2 separate regions of the Mus musculus genome follow, and region 1 is linked to region 2. Evidence: chromatin loops called from intact Hi-C (ENCODE). Cell type or tissue: heart. All regions are shown on one strand. Each heading gives the region's core, and the rest is flanking DNA. Links, peaks and the distances in the headings are about the cores only.

Region 1 (16,026 bases), core at 5,189-13,188, 55 kb after region 2:
TTGGAGCCCTGCTCCAGCCTCAGCTTTGATCTCTCTAGCCTTAAAGATCATGATACCCAAAATTTCACCTTGCCTGCCCATCATCTACAGCAACCTTGTCACCTCATGGTCCCAGCCCTCAAAAGCAGACTAGTGTGACTGGCAGATGACATTCACAAGAGACCTGACCTGCTAAAAGGGTTCTAGGAATGAAACCTCAAAAAAGCAGTCTCCTGTCAGCTTACCACAAGTGTATATGGTGCTTCCTTCTTGGGCAGCTCCTCGCTTGAAGAGGCAGCCTCGGCGGAACTGGGTCCTGTGGGGGATGTGTCCACAAAGCTCTCATCCACCACCCTGAAGCGGATCTCCTCCCCAGTGTCCATGTACAGGTCATGCGCTCCTTCCTCCGTCTCGTACTCCCACACCCACACTTGCTCCGCTTCATCACTGGGGTCCAGCGTCAAGGCCACAATCGTGTCATGGGAGTACATGAGGCTGAGGGGTCTCTGAAGCACTTACCCAAGTTAAAACCAACCCTAGGTTGAGACTCTGTGCTAGGAAATGCAGTGAACGCTGCTTCTGCCCCTTGGAGAGGAGCCAGTTTGTACCAGGACCCAAGATGAGAATGACAGTCCCGCATCTAGAAGTGAGAATTGTCTGGGTGCCCTGCACTTCTGTTAGTCCTAATCTAACTAATCTAACAGGCAGGCAGATCGTGGGCTTGCCCTGGTCTCAAGATGAGAGGCAGGTTTGACTGCCGCCTGCCTGAGGAGGAGGAGAGACAACAGAGCAGGGCCACAGTCTCTGCAGGCCTGGGTGAGAGGAGAGGCTGAGCACCTGCCCTACTCCTCCCCATACCCTACAGAGCCATGCTGCCCTCTAGTGGCACACTGCATTCTCCATGTCTGCCGAGAACCATGAGTGCAGTTGTCACATACCACCTGAGCCCCTCCTGGGACCAGTGACATTCCCATTAAAACAGTCCCAGAACTGGGGTGAAAACAAACAGCTCTGTACTCTACCCCACATGCTGGGAAATGGAGGCAACCAGCCAGGGTGAAGCTGCTGGGGACATCTGAACCGACTCCTGCAGAGACAGCCTGAGTAAAGTGACTAGGGGTGACAAGAGCCCCAAAGATATGTACAGCTCTATTACCCAGCCTGTCAGACATGGGCATGTGGATACCATGGTCAGAACTGGAAGCAGAGGTGGCCTGGGGTTTCACACCAGCACCACCAGCAGTGGCAGATCACAGAGCTGCCAGGGTCACCACAGGCTGTCCACTTGCCTCAAATCATACTTGAGAGGATACAACTTGGCAGGCTGCTGCAGTGACTCAGGGGGGATGAGAATGTCATCAAAGAACCCTAAAGAGACTGGAAGAAATGATGACATGAGATGGGGTCTCTTTCCTGTGTGGCCCAGGTGTCCCCTCCTCCCTCAAAGTCGCAATTCTGTATCTATACTACCCACATGTGCTGAGCAGCCCCGGGCAGCTCCCAGTCCTGAGCTCCAGCCTTCCCAGCTCACTGCATATAGAGACCACAGGGACTAGAGCCTGTCACCTCCACCAGCTCAGCACCTATCTCAGCCCCTAAGCTGTGGCCTTACTCCATCCTTGAGAACATGAGGGGATGAGGCACCCCTCGTCTGGCGCTACAACATCTACTGCCCACCCCACTGTGCTCCAGCCTTACCCCAGGGGTCAGGGCACCTTACCGTGCACACCCTCTGGGCTGCAGCCTTTGATCTTCCCAATGAGGATCTCATCCAGGAAGGGGTGAAACACCACGTAGCGGAAATGGACTAGAGAAGAAGGCCACACGGTTAAGAGTCACGCCAGGTCTCCAAGAAGGCCGCAGAGCCTAGAGCTGCTCATATTCGCCAATGCCCACCTCACTTAGCCAGCACTTCACCTCGTGCTGAGTCTTCTTTCAGGCCTAGACCTGTCTGTCCACTAAGGCATGCAAGGTCACAGCTTGGTCCCCATAAGGAACCATCAGCAGCTGCTGCCCTGGAACTGAGGCTGGCTTCCAAATGCATCTTAGCCATACCTGAGCCTCAATCTGGGCCATCAGCCACTCCAAAGTCAATTCCAAACAACCTTCAGGCTGTCCTTCGCATTCCAAGAGGATAAAAAGGAAGTTCCTGTCTCCTGAGGCCTGAGCAAGCTGACCCTCAGCACAGAGCTGACCTGGGTTAGGATACTAAAAATGCCGAGGCTGCCTGCCTCGGCTGTGGTGAGGGCGACACATAGGTGACTTCATGGGTTCCTGCTCACTTGAACCCAAGGAAAATGCCAGCTGAAGCTGTGCCAACAGCAGAGGCCACACCTCACTGGCCCTCTCACCCAGGAAGATGCTCTCTGCCAGCAGACTGCCCATATGAGCCTCCTGTGACAGACACCGTATTCTACCACACAGAGGAAGAGGAGGCAGCTCAGGGGCTGTGTCCTGTTCCAACCACACAGTTCTGCCCACTCAGCCATGGATAGACTCTAAGGCAGCGGTGCTCAGCCTTCCTAATACAGTTCCTCATGCTGTGGTGACCCCAACCATAAAATCATTTCACTGCTACTTCATAACTGTAATTTTGCTCTGTTATGAATCCTAATGCAAGTATCTGATATTCAACCCACAAAGAGTTGTGACCACAAGCTGAGAATCGCAGACAAGGCCACCATGCTGAACGCACCTTCCTCAGACAGACCCACTACCAGCACTGGCTTCTACCAGGACTCCTTCAGTTGCCTAGCCTGCCAGCACCCATCTTAGGACATCAGGGCCTACCATGCCTGGCTCTGTCCAACTGCACTCTACCTTCGGTGAGGTGACAACCTGAACATGACCGAGGCTTCTGCTAAGTCTCGCCATGGGTGACTTACGCACAGGATGGAACACCGTGCCCTCCCTCCATAAGACCTAGCATTCAGCTCAAAGCTCCTGCCAGGCCCAAGCCCTGCTTAGCTGGGCATGTGCTGGGACAGCACAGCATTGAACCCAGGGCCCACAGCCTGACCACCATGTCTGAAAGCAAGCGGTGAGCACCTCAGGGTACACACAGTAGAACAACAGTCAGCCTCGAAAAGGAAGGCTGGGCCGGGCAGTGGTGGCGCACCCCTTTAATCCCAGCACTTGGGATGCAGAGGCAGGCAGGTTTCTGAGTTCAAGGCCAGCCTGGTCTACAGAGTGAGTTCCAGGACAGCCAGGGCTACACAGAGAAACCCTGTCTTTAAAAAAAAAAAAAAAAAAAAAAAGTAAAAAAAAAAGAAAAAACAAACAAATAAATAGATCAATAAATAAATAAATATTAAAAAAAAAAAGGAAGGCTGGAGCTGGGTATGATGGCGCATGCCTTTAATCCCAGAACCCTGGAATTAGAGCTCTGTGAGGTCGAAGCCAGCCTGGTGTACATAGTGGGTTACAGGACAGCCAGAGCTACACAGAGAAACCCTGTCTTAAAACAATAAAAGACTAGAGATGTGGCATGAGGCTCTTGAGTTTCCATCCCCAGGACTGTACTTCATTGCCCCCAGACTGCCCAGGGCATGTTTCATTGGCTTTTAGTTACCAGGCATAAAGCAAACAGATCCCAGGATGGGTGCTCCCCAACCCTTGGGGTGTGCTGTTTCTGTGAAAAGGACAAATTCCTGATTCCACTCACATGCGGCACTGGTCTGGTGAGCCAGAAAGCAGAAGAGGGCCAGCAAAAATGCTCAGGAATAAAGAGGCTTGCCCCAAGTCTGACCCTGAGTTTCTGAGGTTCCTGCAGTGCTCCATGGCCCTCCAAGGATTGTAGAGCCCGAGTGGCGCTCGCATGGTGTGATACAGTGTGCTTAGCTGCCCAGGCCCCATCCTAGGCTCAGAGCCAGAGTCAAACATGGGTCTTGTACTTGACATTTCCCACCAGGAGACAAGAAATGTAGGGGGAGCAGGGTGTTTGGGGCGATCCAATCCAATCCTGGAGAGCAAGTGCCAAACATTGCCAGTGTGAGGGCAGCACTGTTTCTGGCCTTCCTCAGGTTGGATACCTTCTAGCCCTTGCCTCTGGACAACAGGCTCTTGGCTTAGCTCACAGCGTTCTCTGAAAACAGAAGCCTTGCCCTTGGCCAAGTGCAGAGCCCAGCGTGGCTTGGCACTCCTCTCTGAGAACAGGGCTCCTCAGAGCGTTCTCCACTCTGGGCTCCCTTTTCTCCTCACGAGAATGCCTAGTCCACACAAAGACAGCCTGTTTCCTGGGGCTCAATTGATGAGTCGCAGAGTGCCCGCACAGACCCCATGCTATCTCCAAACACCCCAGGACACTCACCCACCTATCTCTGGGCTATGAAGATGGCCAACACAAAGACAAGGCTCACTGTGGCTTTTCTGTCTGTCACTTTGCTGGGCAGGCTGCGGATCTACACTGCTGTCCAGTGCCAGGAGAGAAAGCTACAGAGACGCCCTGGCCACAAGCTCCGCCCACCACTCCTGCAGGTTCTGCCCAGCAGATGCACGGACCTTTCGGTTTTACTGCATTTTCCCTCAACAAGGGGCAGAGTCTCATTCTCTAGCCCTTAGTTTTAGCCATGTGGCATCTTCTGGCCAATGGCATCCAGGTATGCTGAAGACATACTTAGGCACAGAACTTCAGACCAGCCCTGGCTAACTGCCCAGAGGACCACCACCCAAGCAGCCCACAGAACTAACAGAGACAAGGATCCCCACACTCCCTCAGTGCCAAGGCCCAGCTTGAGCTCAACTGTATTAATTCCTTAGTCCTCCAGGAAGCCCTCAAGTATAGACTCCACTGTCACTGTTGGATGGCTCAGGCTGGCCTGGGCTCCTGATGCTCCTATTCCTATATCCCAAGTGTTGGGATTACAGTCCTGCATCAGCATTCCTGCTCAGAGGCCTCACGCGTGCATTTGCGCAGGCCCTCGCACACATACATACCATAATACAGAGATCAGCGGGCACGGCTGCGCACTCAGTTCTCCAGATTGTGTAACAGGCACATTAGTTACCCCTGAGCCACTTGCTGGCCCCAAAGGACACTTTTAATCGCTGTGTCCTACCTCCCCTTTAGGTCCGTAGACCCAACTGGCCTGCTCTCCCCTGCTCTCTGCTCTCCAGGCACTAACAGCCGCAGCTTAGGGCCCTTGCCTAGCGGGCCATCTCACCACCAAGCAATGAGCAGTATGGGGGTGGCAGGTAGCAGGGGCACTAACTAGATCGAGCCCTAGGGACACACAGGCTGAACCACAATCTCAAACTGGTGGCTTTTACCTGTAGTCATCCACACTGATGTCTCACAGGTAAAGAAACTCAGGCCCAGAGAGGGCACGAGTGCCCAGTCACTGAAGTCAATTCCTTGAAGAGTTAGGACTGGGGCCCAGGTCTCCCACCACCTCAAGACGAATGGCAGCTTCATCTTTTGTTACAGAGAAACGAACCCCAAGAGAAAGCACTCACCTTTGGTGTGGGATGCTCCATCCCCTGGGAACACATAGGCGTCCTCCAGCTTGGTGATATCAAACAGACAGATGCAGAGTCCCACGTTGTATACGACCTGTGCACACATGCATGCAGTCACCCCAGGGCCCGGCTCCTCCGAAACCCTCAGGGTCACAAGCAAGCTCTGCGCATCCCTCTCACTAATGGACATAAGCTGAGACTGCAGGAGGTGACTGTGGCAGGGACCTCAGGATGCAGAACTCTGGAAAGAGCAGGGCCTGAGTGACAAGCCAGCTCTGCCTCCTCCCTGCGGGACCAGCAAGGACACTACTCTGCCTCTCAGCCTCAACTTTCCACGTTCAAATCTGAGACAGCAGCTAGAGCGTTAAGTGGATAGGATGGACATGAAGTTGACCGGTGGCCGGGTCAGACCACAATGACCAAGTTTACTGTCCCTGCTTAAGTTACACCTCCCAGGGGACTGGAGAGATGGCTCAGCGGTTAAGAGCACTGACTGCTCTTCCAAAGGTCCTGAGTTCAATTCCCAGCAACCACATGGTGGCTCACAACCATCCGTAATGAAATCTGATGCCCTCTTCTGGGATGTCTGATGACAGCTACAGTGTACTTACATATAATAAATAAATAAATAAATAAATAAATCTTTCTTTAAAAAAAGTTACACTTCCCAGTGTCCCAAAGTCTGATGACAGCTACAGTGTACTTACATATAATAAATAAATAAATAAATAAATCTTTCTTTAAAAAAAGTTACACATCCCAGTGTCCCAAAGTCTGTGCCCCAGATCACAGCCAGGAAGTGTTGAGAACTCCATCACTCTCACACCGCCTCAGACACACAGACAGGGATATGTGGCCAAAGCACTTCCGCAGACCAGAAGCCCACACAGCTTGGTGTTAACACACCCTGGTGTTCTAAATGACTTGGCTCAGTGTCTACATGTCTACCACCAATATTACCCCTAGCCACAGCCCTCACAAGAGCTGCTCAGGGACTAGAGCACTTCAGAGCTGGGGCAGAGCTCCCAGCAGTCGTCATCTGTGGAGGTTTCTCTCTCAGGATCCAGTGAACTGACCTCACCCGGGCATGGTGATCTCTGCCTGTAATCCCTGCAGCTGAGAGGGGGAGGCAGGGGTATCCGAAGTCCAAAGCCATCTTTGGTTACACAGTGGATGTAAAGTGAATTCAAGTCCCATGAGATGTGGGGAGATGGTATTGGCAAAATGGTTCAGCAGTCAAGGTAGATCCCAGGACCCCTTTCTCCTTATGAGCTGTGCCGTGGCCTATTCATGTGTGCTGTGGTATATACACCCACATTCAAAATAAATCCATGTAATGAAAGAAAGAAAAAAAGAAAGACAAGACAGACAGACAGACACAGACAGACAGACCTGGATGTCATGGCTGACTAAGTGTGACCTCCACAGGCCCATAAATGTGAATGCTTAAGTCATCGGAGAGGGACACAACTTGAGAAAGATTAGAAAGAAGGTATGGCCTTCTTGTGTCAGTGGGAGTGGGCTTTAAGGTTTCACAGACCCACAGCAGGCGAGCGTTACTCCCTTGGCAGTGGAGGACATAGCTCTCAGATCCTACTCCAACACCACGTGTGCCAGCACGCTTCCACCACAATGCTGAAGGACAACCTCCGCAACAGTAAGCCCCCAGTAAAATGCTTTCTCTTGTCACCTTGCTCATGGTATTTCCTCACAGCACTAGTGCAGCAACTAAGACTGGGTGTGACACGCACCTTCAATCCTAGCACCTGGGTGGCAGAGGCAGATGGTTCTCTGGGATTGGAAGGGCAACGTAGACTATAGCAAGTTCCAGGCCAGCCAAGGCTACATAGTGAGATTGTCTCAAAAAAAATTAAAGGATTGTCAGTGAGCTCTCTCCTCCTCCATGTGACAAGCCTCAGATCTGTGTGTGTACCTTCTCCTAGGGCCTCAGTCTCCTATAAGGGACTACCTGTCTCCTGTAAAAGCCAAACTCGCTCTTTCTTTCTGGCTCTCTGAAGATCACATCCTACCGACCCGTAAAGAACAGCTTGGACTATAAGGCCCTCCAGGGCTCTGTGGTCTGGCTTCCGTCTACATTTCCGTTCCAGCTACACCAGCATTCTGTGCCTCTCCTGCCTCAGGACCTTTGCACATGCTAAATGCACTGCCTCCACAGCTCTACACCCAACCTACTCCAACCATCGAAACAGAGTCTCTCTACTTTGCTACATCCATTCCAGTAGTGACCCGCTTGACAGGCCCAAAAGCCTGGACACAGTCCCAAAGTGAAAAGTTCACAGAAAGGCCTGTCCGAGGCATTACTTGGTGTCTTCCCACCATCAGCTCTCAGAGCAATGGCTGTTTCCTCAGAAGTCACCCATCTCTTTCATCCCGGGTGACACTCCCCTGTTCCCCACTCTGTGAATGCCTGTCCTTCATGGCATTTACCCCAGCTCATTACAACAAGACATTCTCAAGCCAACTTCTTCTCACTAGGCTACAAGGGCAGAGCCTGTGTCTCCCATTGGAGAGAGTGAAAGTCCGAGAAGGCCCCTGTAGTCATAGAAAGGGAAACACAGTAACCAAATGAATACAAGAAAGGGGCTACTGAGCTGGCTCAGCCGGTACAGCTGCCTCCCTCTAAAGCTGAAAGCTGAGTTCAATTCTAGAGACCCGCACGCTTATCCTCTCACCTCTACTCTCACACTGTGGGCAACACAGATAACACAAACCGAGGCCCAGAGAGGGTGACTTGGCCAAGACAACACAGTAATTGAACGAGGAAACAGGCATATTCCAGTTTCTGTTTTACAAACCCATTTTGTACACACGCTCTCTCCGTTTTGTTTTCTGGCAATCCTGAGAACCGAACCAGTGACTCCGCGAATGTCAAGCAAATTCAAGCACTGTTCAGCATCCTGATGCTTTTTGTTTCTTTTGAGGCAGGGTTTCTCCGTTGTAGCCTTGGCTGTTCTAGCACTCCCTCTGTAGACCAGGCTGGCCTCGAATTCACAGAAATCCGCCTGCTTCTGCCTCCTGAGTTATGGGATTAAAGGCATGCGCTACCGCCAGCAGCTTCGGTGCTTTTAATTTGTCTGAGTCAAGGGCTAACTATATTGCCCACGCTGGCCTCGAACACAGGATCGTCAAAAAGCCTCAATAGCCAAGAAGCTCGGATTACGGGTGTGCACTACCTCGCCCGGCCCATTTACTCCCTTGTGTACACGTTGTCACCCAAGTCTGGTTTATAAGGATGCGAAGGAAAAAAACCCCGACATGAAGTTAAGTGTGCAAGGCCAAGGGTGAACCAGGCGATAGCCAGACTAGCAGTGGGACCGGTAGGGACACTGCCGGGCAGCCCGAGGGCCCAGTACCTTGTTGGCCAATTTCTTGTTCAGCTCCTCAGCAATGGAATCGTTGAGTTTCCGCTCAAACTGCCACGGGGGTATGCGCACGGTGTCCACCATCTCCACCAGCACGAACATCCTGCGCTAGGGCTCTGGAGACCGGAGAGGCTGCCAAGCACGGGGGCCTGCGAGCTGTGATGGGGTGGGGGGGACCCGAGCCTCCTCCGTCCCTTCTCAGCCTCTGACAAGCCAAACCTGCAGCCGAGCTGCGCGGGAGGGCCTGGGCTCCAATTCTGGAAGCTACGCTCGTCTCCCGGAGGAAACTGAGGCCCGCTCCCGCCAGCCTTGGAGGAGCGCCGGCTCCCCGTCCCCGGATGCCACCCTGGCCTCGTTCCGTCCGCACCACGCGCGGGAGCCACGCGCGTCCAGCAACGCTGCGCTTGCCAAACCAAATCAACTCAGCTTCCGGAAAACTGACCAATAAGAAGCATCTGCCCGCCCCTGCGGGTCGCAGAGCTTCGCGAGGCTCCCGTGAGGGGCGGGGCCGGAAGGTGGGCGGGGCCGCCAGCACTCTCCCGCAAGTGAGAGAAGAGGGGCGGGGTAGAGTGCCGAAAGGGCGGGGCCCCATCCTGAAGCAAGCCAACCCCGGGCCCCTGAGAGAGTCTGGTTGCTAGGCGACAAGTCTGCACTTCAAGCCTGATTGTCTTTCTTTTGCACAACAGCCAGATAGACCCTTTGAAAATACAAATTTAACACGTTCAAAATAGTCTTTACTCCAGACAAAGTACCCAAGAGAGTGGGCAGAAAAGGGTCGCCGGGCCTTCCTGGATGATGTCATTTTAAGTGGTGCATTTGATGGATATGCTCACCAAAGCTCAGCACACAAAGCTTAAACAGCTGAAACAGACTCACGCTTGTAATACCAGCGCAAGAGAGGGTGAGGCTGGACAATCACTGCAAGTTCAAGACCAGCCTGAGTTACCAAATGAGATCCTGTGGCCGGGCAGTGCTGGCGCACGCCTTTAATCCCAGCATTTGGGAGGCAGAGGCAGGCGAATTTCTGAATTCGAGGCCAGCTTGGTCTACAGAGTGAGTTCCAGGACAGCCAGGGCTACACAGAAAAACTCTGTCTCGAAAAACCAAAAAGAAACAAAAAACAAAAAACACAGATCAGCTACATAGTGAATTCAAGTCTAGCCTGAGGTACAAAAGACTTTTTGTTTGTTTGAGACTCTTTCTAAAAAGAAAAAGGGGGGTGCCTAACAATGATGGTGACACACGTCTTTAATCCTAGCACTTGGGAGGCAGAGGCAAACGGATCTCAGAGTTTGAGGCCAGCCCAGTCTACAGAGCAAGTTTCTGGACAACCAGGACTGAACAGAATAATCCTGTCTCAAAAAAACAAAATAGAAAAATTTTCTTGCTGCACACTTTTAATCCCAGCAGTTGGGAGGGGCAGAGACTGTCAAATTTCTGAGAGTTAAGACAAACCTGGTCTACCAAGAGAGTACAAGATAGTCAAGGCTATACAGAACACACTCCCTCCCCCACCCAAAAAAAAAATGAGGAGAAAAAAAATAAGGCATTTTGGGCTGGGCGTTGATGGCACACACCTTTCATCCAAACAATTAGAATGCAGAGGCAGGAGGATCTCTCTGAATTCGAATTTGAGGCCAGCCTGGTCTACAAAGCAAGCTGCAGGACAGACAGGGCTACACAGAGAAACCCAGTCTCATAACACATGTAAGACAACAGTGTGCCTTTCTAGAAACAAAGTATTTCAGGGAATTGACAGGAGAGGTAAGAATTGATTAGCAATGATCTTCATAATATCAGTAAGTAACTTGTTTTACATTTCTATGTATATGAAGTGTTTTGCCTGCATCTGTGTGTGTGTGTGTGTGTGTGTGTGTGTGAGAGAGAGAGAGAGAGAGAGAGAGAGAGAGAGAGAGAGAATCAGAAGAGAACCTCTGATCCCCAGGACCATTGAATTGTGAGCCACCATGTGGGTGTTGGGAATGGAATCCTGGAAATGACACACAGTGACACATCAGCTGGGTGAACGGTTATTATGTGGCCTTCTGGAAAGGAGGAGGTACAGGCTGGCAGCAGGAGGCAGCAACGCTGGTCAGTGTGAGGAGGTCCTAGGCGCTGAGAAGCTGGACAGCTTAGGCTCAGAGACAGAAACAGCCAAACCACAGCCTGAGGGCTTAGATATTAACTGCATGGGAAGCTGGAGAGGGGCCAGGCCAGTGGACTGTGGAACCTAGGGTTTCAGAATTCAGTCCAGTGCTCTTTTGTGGTATTCAGCTCAACAATTTGTTAGCACGAAGTTTTGGTTTATGGTTTATGTGATGAAAGGAAAAAAAGAAAGAAAGAAAGAAAGAAAGAAAGAAAGAAAGAAAGAAAGAAAGAAAGAAAGAAAGAAAGAAAGAGAGAGAGAGTCCGGTCCCTTTACTAATTCTGTGCCTTGCTCCATGGTTGGTGGGGTGGTTTACAAAAAACACAAGCAACTCAAACTCTAGCTCCTCTGCAGCAGCGGACCATTGTGTGGGTTCTCTCTACAACATCCGGACCGAGATCAGTGGCTGGCGGATGGCCAGGGCTTAAAAATATGGCTTATTTGAATGAACAAAAGGGCAACGGAATTGTGGTCACTGAGTGAAAGACTGAGGGAGGAGACGAGCTGGGGCTCTTCGGGGTGTGGAGCGGGTCAGGTCGGCGGTGCAGGGCATGAAACTCCCACGCCACAGCCTAGGAATTGGGCCCTGGTGACCATGGCAATCAAGTTTTTGGTGCCACACACTGCCCTACAGAGAAGGACTAATGCCAGAAGTGGTTTCAAAGGAAACTGCAGGTTGAGGCTCTGGAGAGAGTGAGGCAAGACTGTCAAAAGTTCAAGGCCACAGGTCAGACTGGGTTACACCAGACCCAGTTTAAAGAAGGAAAATATTACTAGGGAAAAGACAAGATATATAATATACCTTTTAACAGAAGCATGTAAAGGCACAGACAGGAATGATGGATGCTATGAAATGACATTCAAGGGCTGGAGAGATGGCTCAGCGATTAAGAGCACTGACTGCTCTTTCAAAGGTCCTGAGTTCAAATCCCAGCAACCACATGGTGGCTCACAACCATCTGTACAGTTGCAGTATACTCATATACATAAAATAAATAAATCTTTTTTTTGAAAAAAAAATGACATTCAAGATTTATTGTTAACTCTAAAAGTGCAGGGACAACAGTGGGGCAGCCTGCAGTCTCCGCCACCCTGGGGCCTGATTTAGGAGGAAGGCTGGTAAGCAGGAGTTCGAGGCCAGTCGAGGCAATACAGGCAATCAGGGCTTTTTGAAAAGAAAAGGAAAGGCTGGGCATACTGCCGACAGCTTTATTCCCAGCACTTGGGAGGCAGAGACAAGTGGATCTCTAAGAGTTTTCGGACAGCCTGGTCTACAGAGTGAGTTCCAGGAGAGGTAGTGCTACAAAGAGAGATCCTGTTTCAAAGACCAAAAATATGCCAAATAGGAAGTGGTGTTGCCCGTTTTTAATGCCAGCACTTACAACTTGAAAGCTTGAGGATCATGGGTTCAAAGCCACTGCCTACTATCCAAATAATAAAAACAAATAAAAAAGCAATTAAGGTTTTGTTTTCTTTCCTTTTCTTTCTCATACCTTTCTTTTTGGGGGGGAGGGAGTTCAAGACAGGGTTTCTCTGTGTAGCCCTGGCTATCCTGGAACTCACTTTGTAGACCAGGCTGGCCTCGAACTCAGAAATCTGCCTGCCTCTGCCTCCCGAGTCCTGAGATTAAAGGCGTGTGCCACCTCGCCCTGCTTCTTTCTCATATCTTAACGAAAAAAAAAGAAAAAGAAAAAGAAAAAAAAATCAGGGGCTGGAGAGATGGCTCAGTGGTTAAGAGCACTGACTTCTCTTCCAGAGGTCCTGAGTTCAATTTCCAGCAACCACATAGTGGCTCACAACCATCTGTAATAGGATCCAATGCCCTCTTCTGGAGTGTCTGAAGACAGCAACAGTGTATTCATATACATAAAATAAATAAATCTTAAAAAAATAATCTGCCCTTGGCCTCTTACAGCAGGTGTTCTGGTTTTCGACTCCCTCTACCTGCAGAACTGCCTGAACCTGTCAATCGCCTTGCTGTTTCCAATTTCTTTCTTCTCTGCTTTCTTTCTTTTTAGATAGGTTTTATATAGTTCAAGCTGGCTTTGAACTCACTATGAACCTGAGGGTCTGAGGTTGGCCTTGAACTCCTGACCCTCCTATGTCCACTTCCCAAGTGCTGGGATTAGAAGCGTACACCATCGAATCCACATTAAGGATCCTCACTCTGGGGTCAGGTGTGCTTTCACGGTCTTGTGATCTCATCTCTCAGGAGGCAGAGGCTGGAGAGAGTGAGTGTGGGGCCAACCTGAGCTACAACAGTGAGACCCTCAAAGAAAGAAATGAAGAAAATTTCACTCTTGTGCTGGGATGAGGAGGCCCTTGGTTGGGCACATGCTGGCCATGTTTGAGGCCCTGTGTTCCAACCCAGTGTTAATCCCAAAGATTCAAGGAGAAAGACCCTGACCCAGATCATCGGGGCCAAATTAATTAGAGCAAACGATTAATTAAAGCCAACTTTCTTATTCTTGTACACATACACAGGGGGCCTCTCCGTAAGGTGGGGGTTCAAAAAGTCAGCCCTGGACATGGGAAAGATAAGGGCTCTTATAGCTCAGAGGTAGGGGGTTTCCAAAGAGGGGATTTAGCGGGCAAATAGGTGGGGTTACAGGAGCAGAACGTAAGAAGGTCGCCATAACAAGAAGTTATAACCTTTTGAAACCAAGGTAGGGTAGCAAGATAACCATATCAATATTTCCAAACAAAGACATGGAATGGGGGGGGGACAGGGACTGGGGGAGAAGAGGGAGAGGTAACGGCAGTTGGGATATAAAATAAATACATTTAAAGAAACAAAGACATGGCTGCTGTTTCCCTGGCATAGGCAGTGTGGAACCATTTACAGTTGAGGTTATAGTCGGGACATGGCCTGATCCTTGAGAAACAGAAGGTTAAGCGTGAACAGGCAAGAGCCTAGCTTGTCTATACATTAAGATGTCTTACAAGCCCAAGATGGAGGCTGATTCATCCCCAGCACAAGTAATAAAATAAACTTGCATCTTCCTGTCTGGACCCTGAAGCACAGCGTCTCTCTTGGGGAGGACCCAGGCCCTCCCCTTTTACAACACAAGCCACCCGCCCTCCTTTCCCCTCTTCCTGCTTACTAGTCCTCTGAAACCTTCATTGCCTTCTAACATACTGCACGTAGTTATTACGTTGTTTTATTGCCTTCTCCACAGAAGTTCCTGCTTTGTTCTGGATCCTCCAGCCCCTAGAAAAGAGCCAGACTAGGAGTTTGTAGATATCCTGAGGACCTGAGTTTGACCCCCAGGACCCACATCCTGGAGAACTAGATGGGCTGTGGCGGCAAATACCTTTAATCCCAGCACTTTGGAGGTAGAGGCAGAGGCAGAGGCAGAGGCAGAGGCAGAGGCAGAGGCAGAGGCAGAGGCAGAGGCAGAGGCAGAGGCAGAGGCAGAGGCAGAGGCAGAGGCAGAGGCAGAGGCAGAGGCAGAGGCAGAGGCAGAGGCAGAGGCAGGAGGATCTTTGAGTTAGAGAACAGCCTGGTCTACAGAGTGAGTTCTAGGTCAGCCAGGACTACAGGGAGATACCTGTCTCAAAAAACAAAAGCAAAAATGTTTCCCCCAAAATCTGTCTTGGGTCAGACTGGCCATCTGCCTATGAGAGGGGGGAGAGAGAGAGAGAGAGAGAGAGAGAGAGAGAGAGAGAGAGAGAGCAAACCAAAATAGCCCAGGAAAACATTCTATGCTTTGCTTTTCTTTTAAGATTTATTTATTATTTATATGTAAGTACACTGTACACTTCAGACACACCAGTAGAGGGTGTCAGATGTCATTACGGATGGTTGTGAGCCACCATGTGGTTGCTGGGATTTGAACTCAGGACCTTCGGAAGAACAGTCAGTGCTCTTAACCACTGAGCCATCTCTCCAGCCCCTATATGCTTTTCAAAGAGCTAAAAAATAGTGTATTCCCAACAGGAATGCTGTTGCTTTTCTCGCCTCCTTTCCTTGGTTTTAAGTGATGCTCTAAAACTTCTGCTAAAATAGAAACTTCATCTAAAGACTCTTGTGAGTATTGGGTAAGTTTTCTGCACCTTAAGATTTTTAAATTTAGCCAGGCGATGGCAGAGGCAAGGCCAGCCTGGTCCAGAGAGGGAGTCCCAGGACACTCAAGGCTGCAAGAGAAACCCTGTCCAGGAATACCAAAAAATAAAAATTAGATACCCAACTCTCCAAAACTGCTCTCTACCCTCCTCCCAGATACCATGGTGAGCATGTGGGACATACACATAAATAGATACACATAATTTTTTTAAAAAATGCCTAAAGAGATTGTGTCTGGCAGAATAGTACTTAGTGACAATAGTGATCAGCCGGTGGCAGGGGAGTGGAAAGGGCCATCCTAGTTTACAGGGCAGAAATGTTAGTGCAGGCTGGCGATGTGTCCCATGGCAGCAGAGATGAGTACCCAGGGGATAAGAAGCCATTTCAGATGCACTGTGAGGAAGAACAAGAATATCATGGAGACAGAGCCTGAGCTTTTTATTTTAACCCTCCAAGATAAAGTGTGACTATGTAGCCCAGGCTGCCCTCAAACTCCTGATTTTCCTACTTCCTCCCAAGTGCTAGGATGACAGGCATGCATCATCGTGCCTTTTTGGACCCTGCATTTTAACATCACCTGCAATGGCAGCTACATGACCTTGGGCAAGTCTCTTTCTTTGCTTTCATTTGGGACAGAGACTCACTATGAATTGAAGACAGGCCTGGAGCTCACTTGTGGACAGACCGTTCCGACTTCAAACGCAAGGCAACCCTACTTCACATCCCGTGCGCTGGGATGACACATATGAGCCACTACACCTGGGCAGACAAGGTTCTTAACCTCTCTCGCCTAAACTTAAGGGCGTATAGACACCACTGGGATCTGTGTGCACTGAAGGGTTAAATGGGTTGATGCCACGCTGGGCTGGACAGGGCCTGGCACTGTCTGTCGGTTGGCTATGGTGGATTTCAGGAGCGAGACAGAGGTGTGTCCAGAGGACTTCAATGCTGTTAGGTCCTCCCCTCCCCTCTCTTGGCTGCTCCCAGGTGAGAGA
Region 2 (16,026 bases), core at 4,764-12,763:
ATGCACCTCAGCTGTTTGTCCTGGGTATGAATCCCAGGTATGATGAGAGGGCAACTTACAGGAGCCATCCTGTATATTGGTTTTGTGTGTGTGTGTTTGATTTACTTATGAAAAAGGCATCAGATTCCTTGGAAACTGGATTTACAGATGTTTGTGAGCCATTATGTGGGTGCTAAGAATTGAACCCTGATCTAAAAGAGTAGCCTGTGGGTGCCCATGGAGGCCAGAAAAGGGAGTGAGATCCCATGGAACCGGAGTTACAGGAGACTGTGAGCTGCTTGGTTAGGTGTTAGGAAATGAACCCAGACTTTTCCAGTAGTTTAAGTACTCTTAACCCAGGAGGCCCCCTCACCAGCTTCTATTTATTTTATTAATTATTATTATTTTTTTTTCTAGATAAGGTTTCTCTGTGTAGCCCTGGCTGTCCTGGAACTTGCTCTGTATATCAGGCTGGTCTCAAACTCAGAGACGTGCCTGCCTTTGTCTCCCAAATGATAGGATTAAAGATGTTTGATACTACACTTGGCAAGTGCTTTCTTTCAAAAATGAAAATGAGGAATTAAGTCTATCATAATTGTGGTTATACACACCTGAGTGGTGTCTTATTATCTTCACAGAATTTTATGTTTCTGGTTAAAATTACGCTTGTACACAATGTTTTCTCAAGGATGAATTTGCAAGTTTTCTTTTTTTTTTCTTTCTGTTTTGGATAGTCTCTCCTAGCTCAGGTTGACTGCCAGTTTGCTATTGTACAGGATAACCCTGAGCTTTTGATTGACCTGCTTCTAGTCCTGATTGCTTCAATTACAAGCGTGTATCACCACGCCTGGTCTTGTGGTGCTGGATATGGACCCCAGAGCTTCCTGCAGGCTAAGGCAGAGACTCTATATAGAGCAACACCCTCTTTGGTTTCATTTTTAAACTCAAAGGGAATTATCCTAATGCCCAAGATAGACAAAAGGTAGTTTCAAGAGCTCGCTCTATAGCCACTCATTACTTGCTGTACAGGGGACCGAACCCAGAAACTAACAAATGTTATGCCACTGACAGACCGCACTGGAGGTATGCCTAACATTCTATTTTCTCTTGGCCACTGATCAACCAGAAACAAAGCAACACTGGGATTGGGATATTAGATGACAGAGCAATAGATTCTACAGCTGAGTTGAATTTACCCACTAACCCATTGTGAAGGTGCATGTGTGCCTTTTGAGATGCTTCTGGGCATGAGTGTTAGCTGCCCTAAAGGCCTTCTAGAGCATTCTATCAAGGCCCATAAAGCACAGCTCAGGGGTTATTTTCTTCAAACTGGAGAGTGGCTACCCAAACACTGGTAGATGTAAGTTCTAAGCCATGGGGTCAACCAGGCAGCTGGGGAAAAGCGCACAGGGCTACTTGAACTGATCCCTAACACCAGAAAGAGGGGCGGGAGCGGCCATAGCACCAAGGCTGGGGTAGGACCAGGTGGCCTAAGAGCCGAGCACCTGGAAACCTATCAGGATCAGCTTTCTCCCTGCGGCCAAGCTTATCTTGCTCTCCTGAGGTGCTCACCAAGCCTGCCTGAGTTCCTTCCTTTGTGCACCCTGTGGCTTGTACATTGCTTCTCCTTCATTTCATTCTCAAGGAAGAGGCGGTCTTAACTGTACGCAGTATATCATATATGACCATGAATTTTTTCTTGGACTCAAACCAAAACCCTTAAAAGTTTATTTCTTGCCATGACTTTGTTACTAGGTTGGAGTACAAACAAGGCCAACGCCCTCCCTGACAACTCTCCCATCAGTAGGCAGCAATGAACTGACCCACATAGATGGATATGGCTGAATTTTCTAATTTGGGTAATTTACAAGATATTTGTTGGGGCTGGTGAGATGACCGTTGCTCTTGAAAAGGCCCTAGGTTTGATTCCCAGCACTCACATGGTAGTTCATATCCACCCAGAACTCCAGGGGTGTCTGCTGCCCTTAACTCTAGGTACCAAGCATGCACACATACATACATGCAAACAAAACATTCATACACAAAATCTTACATTTTTTAAAAAAGGAAACATACCCTTCAAATAAATTATATACACTGCAGGAAACAAACCAAAGTTCCTCTAATTAATCAACCTAATTTTATCTTATTTTCCTCACCATTACTGTAGGACATCTCTTTGAAATCGGTATTAGAAAACTCAGGTCTGGTCATTTACATATGAAATGTCAAGACTCTAAAGGCTAAGGCAGGAGGATCACCAATAGTTTTCAGGCCAGCCTGAGCTATTGAGTGAGACAAAAATAAAAATTTGGATATGGAAAAAAAAAAACACCCTAAAACTAAAATGGCCTCATTCACCCTCAGGGTCCTCTGAGTTCTTTCCATGAGAGGGCAAAGCGAGCAACGTCTCCTCCAGTCTGCCCGTCCATCATTAGCCCCACAGCCTCTAGGTTGGTTCTAGTCACCAAAACCTAGATGACTAAAAGTAGACGTTCAAAGTTAACGGGGAAGGTAGCCAACTTTATTAGCGTAATTGAAACTTCCAACTTACAAGGAAAATAACACGAGCCCAGCACCACCTGCAAATTGTCAGGTCACATTACTGTTCAGGTCACACCTGGCCACACTGAGGGTCACAGGACAACCCCATCATAGCTGCTGCAAGACCACACTTCTGCCGGGACAGTTTCATCACCAAGGACACACACCAACTTGTTTTGAGGCTTTTGAGTTGAAAGGATCAATGTGGAGAACAGAGCCTTGCTTTTCCAACTCAAAACAAAAAGGGAACTAGGGACTAAGCGAGCAACGTCTCCTCCAGTCTGCCAGATGCTCCATGGGCACTTGCTAGTGGCAGGGGCCAGGACACTAGCACTAGCAGGCTGCTCTGGTGACACTCAGCTCCGTTCCCTTTAGGCGGTGGTAGTAGGCGTCTATTCTGGCAGCTGCAGCAGTTTGATGGGGGAGGAAGGAGCCACCCACCCATCACCTCTTCTTGAAGCCGTATTTTTTGCGTTCATAGAACAGGTCTGTCTTAGAGCTCCCCAAATTGACAATCTTTGGACAACCATCTCTCTGAAAAACAGAATAGAGTTGTTAAGTCCTTGAAACTGTCTCAAGAGATTTAAAACCTACCCCAGGAGCAGCAGAAACGTAGCTCTTCACCTTATGCCCTTAGCTCCAGAACCAAATGCTTGGCCCCTTGTGTTTAACCCCCAACATCTCCCTCAGCCAAAAAGAAAAAGACCCAATCTCCCTGCCTCTGCCTCCTGAGTGCTGGGATCAAGAGTGTGTCCACAGCCTGGCTCTTTTATAAGTTTTCAAAGACGATCTTTTTAATTAAAAAAAACTTTTACATTTATTTAGAATGGCATATGTATGCCATGGTGTGTGCAAGGAGCTCAGACAGGTGGGTTCTGGGGACCGAACTCAGGGTCAGGTTTAATAGTAAAGGCCTATATTCACCGGGCCATCTTGTTGCCCCTTAAAGACCATTTTATAGCTTTTGGGTTAAAGGTTTATTCAACTTTCCAGCTATCCTAATAAAAATAAACCAGGTAAAAATAGTAGAAATAACAAGACAACAGAGGAAACAGTCTGAGAAATGACAGTGAAGTGATGAGAAGTGAAGTGCGCACACTAAACATGGGAACATCAGGACAAGCATGCTGCCTTCTATCTCATTTAATATTCTATCATCTGCAACTTCAAGTTGACTCTTAGCCAAGTTACTTTACTCCTTAGCCAACCGTTACCATATTCCTTAGGACTTCATTCCTCATGAGAGAAACCCGAGTGCTGAAGTGCTGGCCTCAGGGACAGGTGCTAGTCTAGAGGACCCTGGATGGGTTGTGTAAAATCCTTGGTTCAACCATCGTACTTCAAAATGAGTAAAAATACTTGTAAAACTCTGCAAGTGCTAATTATTTTCTTAGTGTCTGCCTGGGGTTAAGAGCAAACATAAAAATCAGCCCTCTAGTACCAAGGCCTGAGGACACTGCTCTCCTGGTAGACTTTCTGTCTTGTGATACAGTATCAGACTGGTTTTATTTTGTATTTAGTTTTTAAGGACAGGGTTTCTCTGTGTAGCCCTGGCTGCCTTGGAACTCACTCTGTAGACCAGGCTGGCCTCAAACTCCAGAGGTCCGTCTGCCTCTGCCTCGTGAGTGTTGGGATTAAAGGTGTGAGCCACCACTGCCCGGCCACAGACCAGGTTTAAACTGGCAATTCTCCCCCTCAGCATACCAAGTGCTAGAATTACAGGCATGCATCACCATGCCCAACTCTTGAGTCCCGATTATTTTTGAGGTTTTGAAAAACTCAGCTAAGCTTACTGACCTAATTAATTACCTTATAAATTATAAAAGCTGTAGAAGAGGTGAACAATAAGGGGAGTGGCTTCTAGCACAGGAAGATTTCTGCACAGGCAAAAGCCAGGGCACTTCTTCTACACGATCATCTGTCAGTAAGGGTGAGAGGCTGGATCATGTCACAGTACTGCTCTGTGTTCCTTGGAAACTCGTGCCGAGTAATTGTGAGCTTGAGCTCAAGTATCCCCCGAGCCTTCCTGTATGATGCCGAGTAGGTGGAGTGAGGTCTGAAATCATCCTCAGGGGCAGGGATGTAAAGGGATCGGATCACACGATGGACGCAGACAAGTCAGATGGCAATTGCCATTGAGTAATCACTCTCTAGTTCCAAGCTTGAGCCAGACAGACTCTAGCTGTATCTGTGAAAGCTCAACAGAAACCCTTTTGCTTAACAACTGAGTGAATCCTTTCTTTCCATTACACTAAGTACGTCCCAATTCCTAAACAACAAATGTGCAAAGTGGAGAGACGCGTCTCCCAGAACACCTTCTAGGGGCAGTACCAAAAATGGAGTATCATCCTTGTAGTACATAGAAAATGAGACCGTTACCCACATCCAGGAAAAGGAGAGGTAGAGGGCAGAACATGACCAATCTAGTTCTAGTTGTCACAGGTAACTGGAAAGAGGGTTAAGGGCAGGAGAGGGTTCAAGCCAACCCAAGTTATGATTTCAACACTTTCTCCTTTCCCCAAACAATGTGGATTCAACACCATAAACCCGTCTTCAGCCGTTCAGCTGGTCTTACATTCCATCCTGGGTCGGGCTACCCCTCTTGCTTCCTAACACTGACAGGGAAAACCAGCAAACAGGTAAGGGCTTACAGCAGCTTTGGGCTGTCAAGATGGCTCATTGGCCCAAAGCACTTTCCCGTGAGAGAAGAGGAACTCCAGACAAGCTGTCCTCTTGACACCACATGCCCACACACAGGTAAACAGATATAACAAAGAAATTAAACCAGACACTGAAGCCTCGAGACCACCACGGAAGCAAACCACTTCCAACAGGTTTATCCTGTGCTATAAAAGGCTGCAGGGAAGAGAAGCCTGACATTCACCCATGGAGAAAAAGCTCCCAACTGGGAGCCCTAGCTAAATGCCTGGATGTGGCTTCCCAGGCACGTTCTGCTGATGTGGTGGGACCCCGACTTGAGGATGTGTTGCTGTCTGTCTCCTGCTCCCCGTTTCCTCCCTTACTTCCCTTTATTACATCGTCATTCACAACCCAGAGTGCAGCTACCGCAGATCATCCGCCTCCGCACCATACAGAGCTCCGGGACTGGCGGTGAGTAGCATCTGCATGCAGAGTGTGCTAATTCTCTAACACGAGCACACACCAAGGCCTCAAGAAAGGACCACATGGTGTAATGTGGACACATGGTTTAGTCAGACAGCCTGGGACAGGTTAGAAAAACGATAACCTCTACTTACACTGTGTGAGGGATGAGGAAGCGATTACACCTACAAACCTACACACACATGGGAATATTTAGAGCTATGTTCTGCCCTTTTTTTTGAGACAGGGTTTCTCTGTAGCCCTTGCTGTCCTGGAATTTGCTCTGTACATTAGTCTGACTTTGAAGTCATAGGATTTGCCTGCCTCTGCCTCTCAGGTACCGGAATTAAAGGTGTGCGCCACCATGCTCAGCTGTCTCCTCCTTGCTTAGGTTCTCCAGCATCTTCAATTAGTCCAGCCAGACTATATTCTACTTAGTTTTACTCAAGCAATAGACGTTTCCTTTCTGCACCAGTCAAGAAACAAAAACATAAGACCAGCAACCAATTTGCAACATGATACCATTCTTCTTACTTAAAGCTGGTATCAACTATAACTATCCCTAACTCATGTGACCACCAGATCTACCTAAACTGTCTTTAATCACAGTGGATTTAAGAGAACCAAGTTGGGCAAGTAATCCTATTATCTAAGAGGCTGGCTGAGGCAGGAGGACTGCTTTGAGTTTCAGGCTACCCTGGACTACATAATGAGCACTAGACCAGCCAGGGCCAACATAGCAAGGCTACCTCAGTAGCTGCCACATCCTACATCCCTGCCCAGAGAACCACTATGTGGGTACAAATCTGTAACCTCTGCACTCAGGAAGCTGAAGCAGGAGGACCTTTGGTTCCAGGCCATTTTGAGACACACTGGCACCTATGTCTGTGAGAAAAAGAGGAAGACAGATACAGGCAGAGCCACTGAGTGTCTTCTACACAGCACCGACGTACTCATTAGCACACAAACAGAGGATCTTACATGTGGCTAAGAATAAAAATGAACGCCTTTAATCCCAGCACTCGGGAGGCAGAGGCAGGCGGATTTCTGAGTTCGAGGCCAGCCTGGTCTACACAGAGAAACTCTGTCTCAAAAAAACCAAAACCAAAACAACAACAAAACAAAACAAAACAAAACAAACAAAAAAAGGAATAAAAATGAGCTGCCCTGGCTAACTTTATGTCAGCCTGACACAAACTAGGGTCATTTTAAAAGATGAAAGCTCAATTGAGAAAGGCCCACTAGTTCGACCAGTGGTGCACTTTCTTGATTAATGGCAGACATGGGAGAGCCCAGCCCAGTGTGGGTAGCACTACTCATGGGCTGGTGGAACTGGAGGCAGTAAGAAAGCAGGCTGAGCAAACTGGAGGGGAAAGAGCAGTGATCGATCCTCCGTGGCTCCCGCATCGACAAACTGTTACCTGGAGGTGTGGAAGAAAACCTTTTCTTTCTTTAAAGCTGCTTTTAATCTTGTTGTATCATTGAGAAGAAACCTAACTAAGACAGCAGGTAAACACACTTGACAAGCCTAACATTTGCACTCAACCGCCAGGACCAGAGTCTACAGGGAGAACTGCCTTCAGCAGGTTGTCCACACACCCATTCGCAGGAGACAGCAAGGTACATGGAGAAGTTCTCCTAACTGCTGATACCAATGAAGACTTGCTTCTCTTCCATTCTGCCCTGATACAGAGTAACTGCTCTTTATTAGACCACACCCAGTTTGGCTCACAGGCTTGAAGAAATTACCTAGATAACTAGCTGAACACTGCAATCTCCACAGCCCAGATCAGAAGAGGTGGCCATGGATGGCAAAATGGTTCAAAGTAAAAGGAAGAGAAGAGCGGGTAGGAAGCTCAGCCTACACTCACATCCTTCTCCTGAATGGTGCACTCTTTACAGTAGTAGGCATCGGAGACTCCGGGGCCGCCACAGATTACACACCGGCCCTGGTAAGATCCATAGTTACACTCATCACATATGCGGACCAGGGTGCAGGGACGCACGTAGGAATCACAGATCACACACTTGCCGTCACCTGTAGAGAGAGGAGAACTGAGTTATAGCCAATAGCGATTACTCCCCTAAGATCTCTCCTCTGCCCTATGCGGGAAATCACTAGTCTCCTTCTGACAGTGACCTTAGGACCTTCTTCTACCTTGACAGCATAAGCCTTATCCTGTACCCGTCTCAGTTTAGTAGTTCATGGAAAGAGTTTGTATTAGTGTCTGGGAGCTTTTAAGTCTATGTAGTTACTGTCAACAAATTGACAAATGTCATTGGGCTGGGAAGGTCCCCACTACTCTTGACAAATCTTACTGTCCAAAAGTAGACATTTTTTTTCAAAACCTAAATATGAAGTATTAAAAATTGCATGCTTAAGTGGGAGGATGGTGGGGCAGTCTTTGGTGGCAGCCAGGTATTTAGTATCCTCTGCAGGCTGGTTTATCTATTTAAGACTTCTTTACTAGCCAGGCAGTGTTGGCATACGTCTTTAGTCCCAGCACTTGGGAAGAAGAGACAGGCGGATTTCTGAGTTCCAGCCTGGTCTACAGAGTGAGTTCCTGGACAGCCAGGGCTATACAGAGAAACCCTGTCTTAAAACACCCCCCCCCCCAAAAAAAGACTTCTTTGCTGTTCCACTGGAATTGACGACTCTTCAAAGAGTAAAGGTGTCAAGGCCTGAGAGGGCGTGTTCGGCTTACATTTTTCACACAGTCTTCCGATAGCTGCAAGGTCAAAGATAGTAAAACATCGTTAAAATTAAGGTTGTGAGGTAGCAAGCAAAGTTTTTCGTCAAACTGAGTATAGAGGATGGCGAAGGTAGCAATGATTACAGTCAACCGTACAGGATCGTGGTCACATTCTCCTTTCCTCCCTCTCCACTGTCCCCCACCCCCTACTTTTTTGTGATAGAATCCCACTGTGTAGCTTGAGTTAGCTTTTAAGCTCTAGCCAGGCTCGAACTCGCAGCAATCTTCCAGCCTTCTGCCTCCCAGGTGCTGGGATTACAGACAAGAGTTCCCGGCCCACGACCCTAAATTTTGCTTTACACCAAAGGCCATGTCAAAAATAAAAAAAATGTCTGGAACCCCCCAAAATTCAAAGTATTCTAGACCGGCTTCTCCAGACCTGGCACAGAGGATCCCGCCAGCCTTAGACTCCCGGATGCGCGCTGCTGCCCTCTTCTAAGATGCCACAAGCCGGTGAGCGCTGCTAGAATACCCAGGCACCGTAAGGCGCGAAACGTGGACACGGCAAACCAGAGCCCTAAAGAGGAGGCTGAAGTCCCTAGTCCCCCACTTTCTAATCCCATCCCACTCAACCAAAAGGGAGCACGTCCCCAACTCACCCACACCAGCCTGCTTGCGGCAGAAAATCAAATCTGGATGATGTTTAGCCATAACTCTTTTTCCAAGCCGGCGGCCGGAAGCTTAGGGAACTTCCGCCCGACCTTTAACCTACGGCGTGCTTACTTCCGTTCCTCCGTGATTGGCCATTAAGCTGTCCGTCAGCCTTTAGCCTCGGGGGGTGGGGGGGGGCACCAAAACCGGCTAGATCTCGCGAGAGTTTCCTCGCTAGGTCCTTGCAGGTGCACCAAAGGTTTTTGAATAAAATTCTCTTTACTTCCAGATTTGAACTCATAAACTGAAGTTTGTTCTTGGGTAAAAATTCTACATATGTTGCATTCTGTGTTGGGGATTGACGCCAGGGCTTCTTGCATGCTTCCGCCAAGTATGTTGATTTGGGGATATTCTCTTTCCTGGATGACCTTGAACTCCTGCCTCCCCTCCAGCTTCCACACCCAAGGGCAAAGGTGACAAGGTTGCGCCGAACGCCGAGTTGGCAGTTTCCCCGCATCTTTGCTTTCCACGCCGGGTTTCCGTCATGTAAGCCCCGCCCACTGTGCTATCTGCACTCTTGGCTGCGGGAGGAGGCCCCACCCTCGCGGTTGACTCGTCTCTCTGTAAGCCCCGCCCCCTTCGATGCTTTTTTAAGGGCGCCATTTGTCACGTCACTTTCATGCGACCTCATCTTTGTCAGTGCACAAAATGGCGCCTTACAGCCTCCTGGTCACCCGGCTGCAGGTAAGCGAGCCCAGAGACGTGGGTTTACGGGGGCGGGGAGCCTCCTGCCTTGCCCGCGGCTGTAGGCGAGGCCAGGCGAGGCGGGCTCGATTCGCGGCTGACGTTCCGTGCACCTGTCGCGGTTGCAGGCCCAGCGCCCTTGTGGGTTCCTGCGTTGTCCTAGGTCAAGGCGTCCCTGGCACAGGCTGTTCGCAGTTCCCATCCCCGCCCGCCGGCAAGCTTGGGTTTAAGCAGCGGCAGCCTGGTCCAGGGTGGAGGCACTCCTTTTTTTCTGAGGGTGGAATCCATGCTCCCCCAGGGTGGTTTTCTGTTCCTCAAGGTGATGACAAGGTGATTGGGGGGCGCGGTGGTTGTGGGTTCCTCTAAAGCCGGGTGCTTGAAGCCTTCACTTCCCACCAGTAGCAGAGACTCGTCGCCTCATTTATCCGTGGTTGCCGGGCATGGAGTTTGCAGAAGCTATATCCACTACTACCCTTTGAGGAGACTCGGGGTCATAGACACAAGAAGGACTATTCTGGGCCCCACCATAATAAATAGTCACGATAAGAGTGCTTTCTCACCTTTGCAGCAGATGTCAAGGCTGTTTACTAATGTTACAGATGTTTTATCTGACGACATAGATGTGAGATAATTTTTCCCCCAACTTGGTAGGTGGAAAAACTGGAAGATATAGACAAAGTAGTGGCTTTCATGGTGTCACTAAAGGATCATAGCCTGAGCAGTGACCCTGCAGACCCTCTCTTCTTGTTGTTCATGGCAGCTAATATCACAGAACTTTCTGAATCAGGGTGTGATCGTTTGTATTTGTCAGAATACAGAATCAAATATTTTGAAGTCACCGATAGTTGCTTTCCAGATACTAGGTGGAAAGATGAGAAGAGTGAACAGTTTGACCTTGACTGTTATGAGACGTCTAGAAAATTGACTATGCCTGTCAGATGGTTTCCCACTACTAACCTTACAGCCCTAGAAACGTATAATGTTTACTGTAAAGAATGTATTTTGTTCATAAAAAGAAATCCATAAAATAACTGTAGACATTTTCTGGCAACCTTTCATGATTACTTTTGTGAATTTGTTTTGGATCAACTTGGAACATAGAATTAATAATTTTTAAAAATTATGTGCCTTACTCCCAGGAGGCATTATCATTTGAAGTTTTCTTTATCAAATTACTTAAAATCAAACTGCAAAATCAAACTCATTTATCTGAACAAATCATTTAACTTTTGGCCAATGAAAGGGATTTGCAGCTAAATTATCTCTGGTTCTTTTGATTCTTTAGACAGTACGATGAGTTCTGTCCTGACCCCACTGTCCTATGATTTAGTGGAGTCAGGCAAAGACTATTTAATAGGATACATGACCTTTGAGTTTGTAAGAAAAGAATTATGTCACATTTGGACCTTAGAAAGTGAGTGTTAGAATGGTGTAGAAAGAGATCTGGGCTATAGTTCGTGTCCTTCCATGATCCATGACCTTGTACCCATAACTTTCTAAGTTCTTTTTCTATCAGTTGTGGATTGTTTTCATTAAACAAGGCTTATTGAGCATTTAATTATGAGGAATTAGAATGTGTTTACAATGATGTAGTTTAACTTCTTTTAAATGTGGAGAATCTAAGACCTTGAGAGCTTGGATGACTGCTGTAGTCAGGATTAAAATCAGAGTCTCCTCATGTGTTCATTCAGCTAAGGTGAGTGAGTAGTACTCTGATCCTTTCAATGTACCGGTGCATCCAAATCCACCCTGTCTCAGGCAATGTCTGCTGACTCTGTACTCTGAGAACATCTTTCATTTACCTCTTCTGTGCTGCGTGCATCTCAGAAGCTGTATTTACTACTTAATAGCTCTGTCTGATCAATCTCTAGCATGCACTAATTACTTCATAAACATTTGTGGCTTTTTCTTTTCTTTTTCTTGTTTTGTTTTTGTTTTTGAGACTGGTCTTACTGTGTAGCTTATGCCAGCCTTGTCTTTTTGATTCTCCTGCCTCAGCTGCCTGAGTGCTTTGAGATCAGGCATGTGCAACCATAGCCAGTAGAAAAACTGGTAAGAAGACAACCCCTGTTTTGTTTTCATTTTCAGTGTATGTAAAGTTTTATTATTTTATGTGTATGGGTGTTTTACCTGCATGTACATATGTGTACCGTGTCCATGCATGCAGTGTTCACAGAAGCCAGAAGAGGGAATCAGACCCCTTGAAACTGGAGTTACAGATGGTAGTGAGCCCCCATGTGAGTGCTGGGAGTCCTCTGGAAGAATAGCCAGTGGACCTGGGTCCTCAGGAAGAGTAGCAGTGATCTTAACCACTGAGTCACGGCTCTAGCATCCAGTCCCTGTGCTTATGGAGTGTATACATATTCTAATGAGCCCTTAGAGATCTTCCTGGGCTTGATTATTTATTCACCTTCTTTTGGCTGGACCAAATGTGATGGAGGTTACAGAACAGCTGATATCAGTCCAATAGCATTTACCTTACATGAACTAGTAATTGCTCATGTCTCTGGGATGAGGCAGACCTATGAGCAACAGTGTTTCAGGTGAAGAAACAGAGGCAATAAAGCTTAAAGCTTAACAGCATGAACTCATACATTAGAATGCCTGGGTTTAAATCCTGGCTTTAGTGCTAAGTAACTGTGATAGTCAGTAAATTACTCCCATGTCTCTTTACCTGTTTCTTCAGTACCCTAATACATTTTTTTTAATCAAGTAATAATTGCAAAGTATATAAAACCCTACCTGACACCAATAAAAGTCCTATATACTCCTTTAAGGGATTTTATCATTACTTTTTGATAAATGTGTTGTGATTTGGATCTACACATTTCTGATTCCAAATCTGGAGGGCAGCAACTTGCAGTGTATTGCTCTTTGGCAGTGAGACTCAGCCTCGGACCATAACTTAGAACATCCTACTGTTTTTGACAGTACTTGTCACCAGGTGGAGAGATTAGCAACAAAACAAAGAAAATAGAGAATGAGATTGTTAAAAAAAAAGCCATATTCTTTTGTTTTAATGCTTATCTTGGTGCATTTGACATAGGTAAATAAAAGGTTTTTGGCTTTGCTATGTTGCACTGAGATTTGGGTTCTAGTATGACCTTGGAGAAATCATGCAACTTCTTGCAAGTAATTCTAGAATAGTAGTTAACTGCGAAGAAGTCTGACGTCTGTGGCAGAAGTTTTCTGCATAATTTCATGTTAAAAAACCCAAAACCACAAAACCTCTTTCTTTGAATTTTAATCACTGTGATGATTTCCTGGGACCAACTGCTGCTTTAACTGGAAAAAGTTTGTAAACTCATTAGTCGACCAACTTTAGATCTTAGACTTAGGTAACCAGCATTCTGTGTTGAGGACTAGCAGAACATGGCATTGCTGTCTGAACCAACTGCTCCTGAGATGTTTACTATGCCTGCTGCCTAGCACTGGTCAAGGCTTTGGGAGTGTCAAGTAAACAAGCTTAGGAAAGCCAAGCTGGGTGCAGTGCGCTTGCCTGTAGCCTCAGCGCTTTTGAGACTAAGGGAAGAGAGGAGACAGAAAATTACCAATTAGGCAAATAAAAGATGTGGTTATGCCTGGTGGTGGCATAATACTATTTTTATTTTACTTGCATGTGTGGTTTGTCTCTCTGTCTGTCCATATGCATACAGTGCCCATGGAGGCTGAAACTGCATCAGGTCTCTTGCAACTGGAGTTGCAGACAGTTGTGAACTGTTGGGAATTGAACCCAAGTCGTCTGGAAGAGCAGTTGATGCTCTTAACTACTGAGCCATCTCTCCAGCCCCAGCACTAGACCATTTTAAATCATGGAATAACATTACTGATTTATGCTTGAGGAGAATAATGAGTTGCTGTGTAGGTGCTGGGCCATCAGAGGTCAAAGAGTGCTTGCTTGCCTCCTTTTGGATCTCAGAGAAACCTGGGATCTCTGAGACTAAAGTGCTAGTAGTGGAGGAGGATACCCTAACAAAGAAGATAGAAAAAAATTGTGAAGTTTCTTTCCTTTTTTTCTTTTTTGTTTGTTTGTTGTTTCTTCTTCTTCTTCTTTCTTCTTTCTTCTTTCTTCTTTCTTCTTTCTTCTTCTTTCTTCTTTCTTCTTCTTCTTCTTCTTCTTTCTTCTTCTTCTTCCTTCTTTTTCCTTCTTCTTCCTTCTCCTCCTCCTCCTCCTTCTCCTCTTTTTCTTCTTCTTCTTCTTCTTCTTCTTCTTCTTCTTCCTCTTCTTCTTCTTCTTCTTCTTCTTCTTCTTTTTTTTTTTTTTTTTTTAAGACAGGGTTTCTCTGTGTAGCCCTGGCTGTCCTGGAACTCACTCTGTAGACTACCAGGCTGGCTTTGAACTCAAATCTGCCTGCCTCTGCCTCCCAAGTGCTGGGATGAAAGGTGTGCGCCACCACTGACTGGCTTCTTTTTTTGTTGTTGTTTTTTAACACACATTTATTCTGTTGAGGGAGGAGGTTATGTCCCTGTTACAGTGAGTGTTCATGTTAGAGGACAGCTTTGGGAGTCAGTTCTCCTATCATGGGTTCCGGAGATTGAACTCAGGTCAGTAGGCTTGGCAGCAAATACCTTTCCCTCCTGAGCCATCTTGTCAATCCCAATTTTTTAGAATGTTATGAGTAGTCCCTTCCCAACATTGAGACTGGGCACAGAATTCTATAGGGTGTCCCACAGTGCACCTGTAGAAGCTTCATTGGAGCTCCTGGAGGGCATGGAGAATAGATTTCTTAGTCATTTTACAAAGTTTAGTCCAAGCAAGAGGTGACCAGTTTTAGAATCAGGACTGGAATGATGGAACCAAAGCAGTTAAGATTTCCAGGTTCCTCATCTGCAAAATGAGCATATGACTTTCTGTCTCACTGGACAGTCATGTGATTGTGTGTGTCAAGTACTCAGGACCATCAGGTGTGGGGTAAGGCATAGAGAGGATGTGTTAGTTTCTGTCTCAAGCCACCACACACACCCTCCCCATCCCCAGCCAACGGAGCCTCTATTGTTCGTCAATCTTAGCTCCTTCATTTAAAAGATAGAGTCTACTGCTGGTACGATGGTTTACTGGGTATGGACTTGTCACCAACAGGATAGGAGAAGAGAAGAGTATCCTGTAAGTTATCCTCTGACCTCCATATGTACACATGCATGCATACACAGTACATAAATGGAATTATAGGCATTTACTTCCACCTAGGTTGTTTGTTTGTTTGTTTTAAGATTTATTTGGGCTGGAGAGATGGTTCAGTGGTTAAGAGCACTGACTGCTCTTCCAGAGGTCCTGAGTTCAAATCTCACCAACCACATGGTGACACACAGCCATCTATAATGGGATCTGATGCCTTCTTCTGATGTGTCTGAAGACAGCTGCAGTGTACTCAAATGTGTAAAATAAGTAAATAAATAAATATTAAAAAAAAACATTTATTTTCAGTTTTTCCAGACAGGGCTTCTCTGTGTAGCTCTGGCTATCCTGAAACTCACAGAGACCCACCTGCCTCTGCTTCCTGAGTGCTGGGATTATTGCTGTCTTGCCACCACCACTGCCCAGTTTATTTGTTTTAGTATATGTATGAATGTTTTGTCTGTATGTATGTATGTATGTATGTACACCATGTGCATACATGTCTAGCACCCAAGGAGGTTAGAATGTGTTGGGTTCCTTGGGTCTGGAGTTACATATGGTTGCAAGGCACCGTATCAAATCTGGGCATTCTGCAAGAGCAACACGTGCTCTTAACCACCCCGAGCCAATTCCAGCTCACACTCAGCTGCTTTTTTACATGGGTTGTGTGAATGTGATCAGGTCCTTATGGACCGGGTCTTTTTCTTTCTTTCTTTATTTCTTTTTTTTTTTTTTCCTCCTTTTTCTTTTTTGGCTTTCTGAGACAGGGTTTCTCTGTATCTGTATTGCCCTGGATGTCCTAAAACTCACCCTGTAGACCAGGCTGACTTCTAACTCAGAGATCTGCCTGTCTCTGCCTCTTCTAAGTGCTAGGATTAAAGGCATATGCCACCTCCCAGCTCCCACCCCCCACCCCCCCTTTCTTTTTTTCCGAGACAGGATTTCTCTGTGTAGCCCTGGCTGTCCTGGAACTCACTCTATAGACCAAGCTGGCCTCGAACTCAGAAATCTGTCTGCCTCTGCCTCCCAAGTGCTGGGATTAAAGGCATGTGCCACCACCGCCTGGCCCCCACCCCCTTTTTGAGACAGGGTCTCACTCACTATAGAACCTTGGCTGCCTAGAACTCACAATGTAGACCAGACAGGCTTCAAAATCAGACCTGCCTTTCTCTGTCTTCCAAATACTGAGATTAAAGG

The links. Hi-C counts contacts between places; a loop is a spot of excess contacts. Peaks named below come from ENCODE experiments on the same cell type or tissue, not always from the same donor. Only the 100,000 strongest peaks of a DNase experiment are listed, where the experiment ranks them.
Region 1: a loop joins it to region 2, with 3 times the contacts of the local background. A loop is called at or near these places in 3 of 42 quality-filtered maps.

Annotation. Positions count from the first base shown.
Region 1 is chr15:81,916,976-81,933,001 of GRCm38, forward strand. It overlaps Polr3h (polymerase (RNA) III (DNA directed) polypeptide H), which reads right to left and starts at 9,238. Exons shown (of 6, transcript NM_030229.4): 1 at 8,811-9,238; 2 at 5,434-5,530; 3 at 1,700-1,786; 4 at 1,293-1,356; 5 at 225-426. The coding sequence starts at 8,921. In heart, for the core only: no CTCF peak of the experiment used is centred there; DNase peaks (open chromatin) are centred at 9,366 and 11,406; H3K4me3 peaks cover 2,358 bases; H3K27ac peaks cover 930 bases.
Region 2 is chr15:81,862,836-81,878,861 of GRCm38, forward strand. Phf5a (PHD finger protein 5A) reads right to left here and starts at 9,057. Exons shown (of 4, transcript NM_026737.3): 1 at 8,978-9,057; 2 at 8,331-8,354; 3 at 7,497-7,663; 4 at 1,681-3,057. The coding sequence starts at 9,029. The coding sequence ends at 2,968. Aco2 (aconitase 2, mitochondrial) reads left to right here and starts at 9,628. Exons shown (of 18, transcript NM_080633.2): 1 at 9,628-9,713. The coding sequence starts at 9,678. In heart, for the core only: a CTCF peak has its summit at 11,877 (motif pointing right); DNase peaks (open chromatin) are centred at 9,086 and 9,586; H3K4me3 peaks cover 3,367 bases; H3K27ac peaks cover 2,365 bases.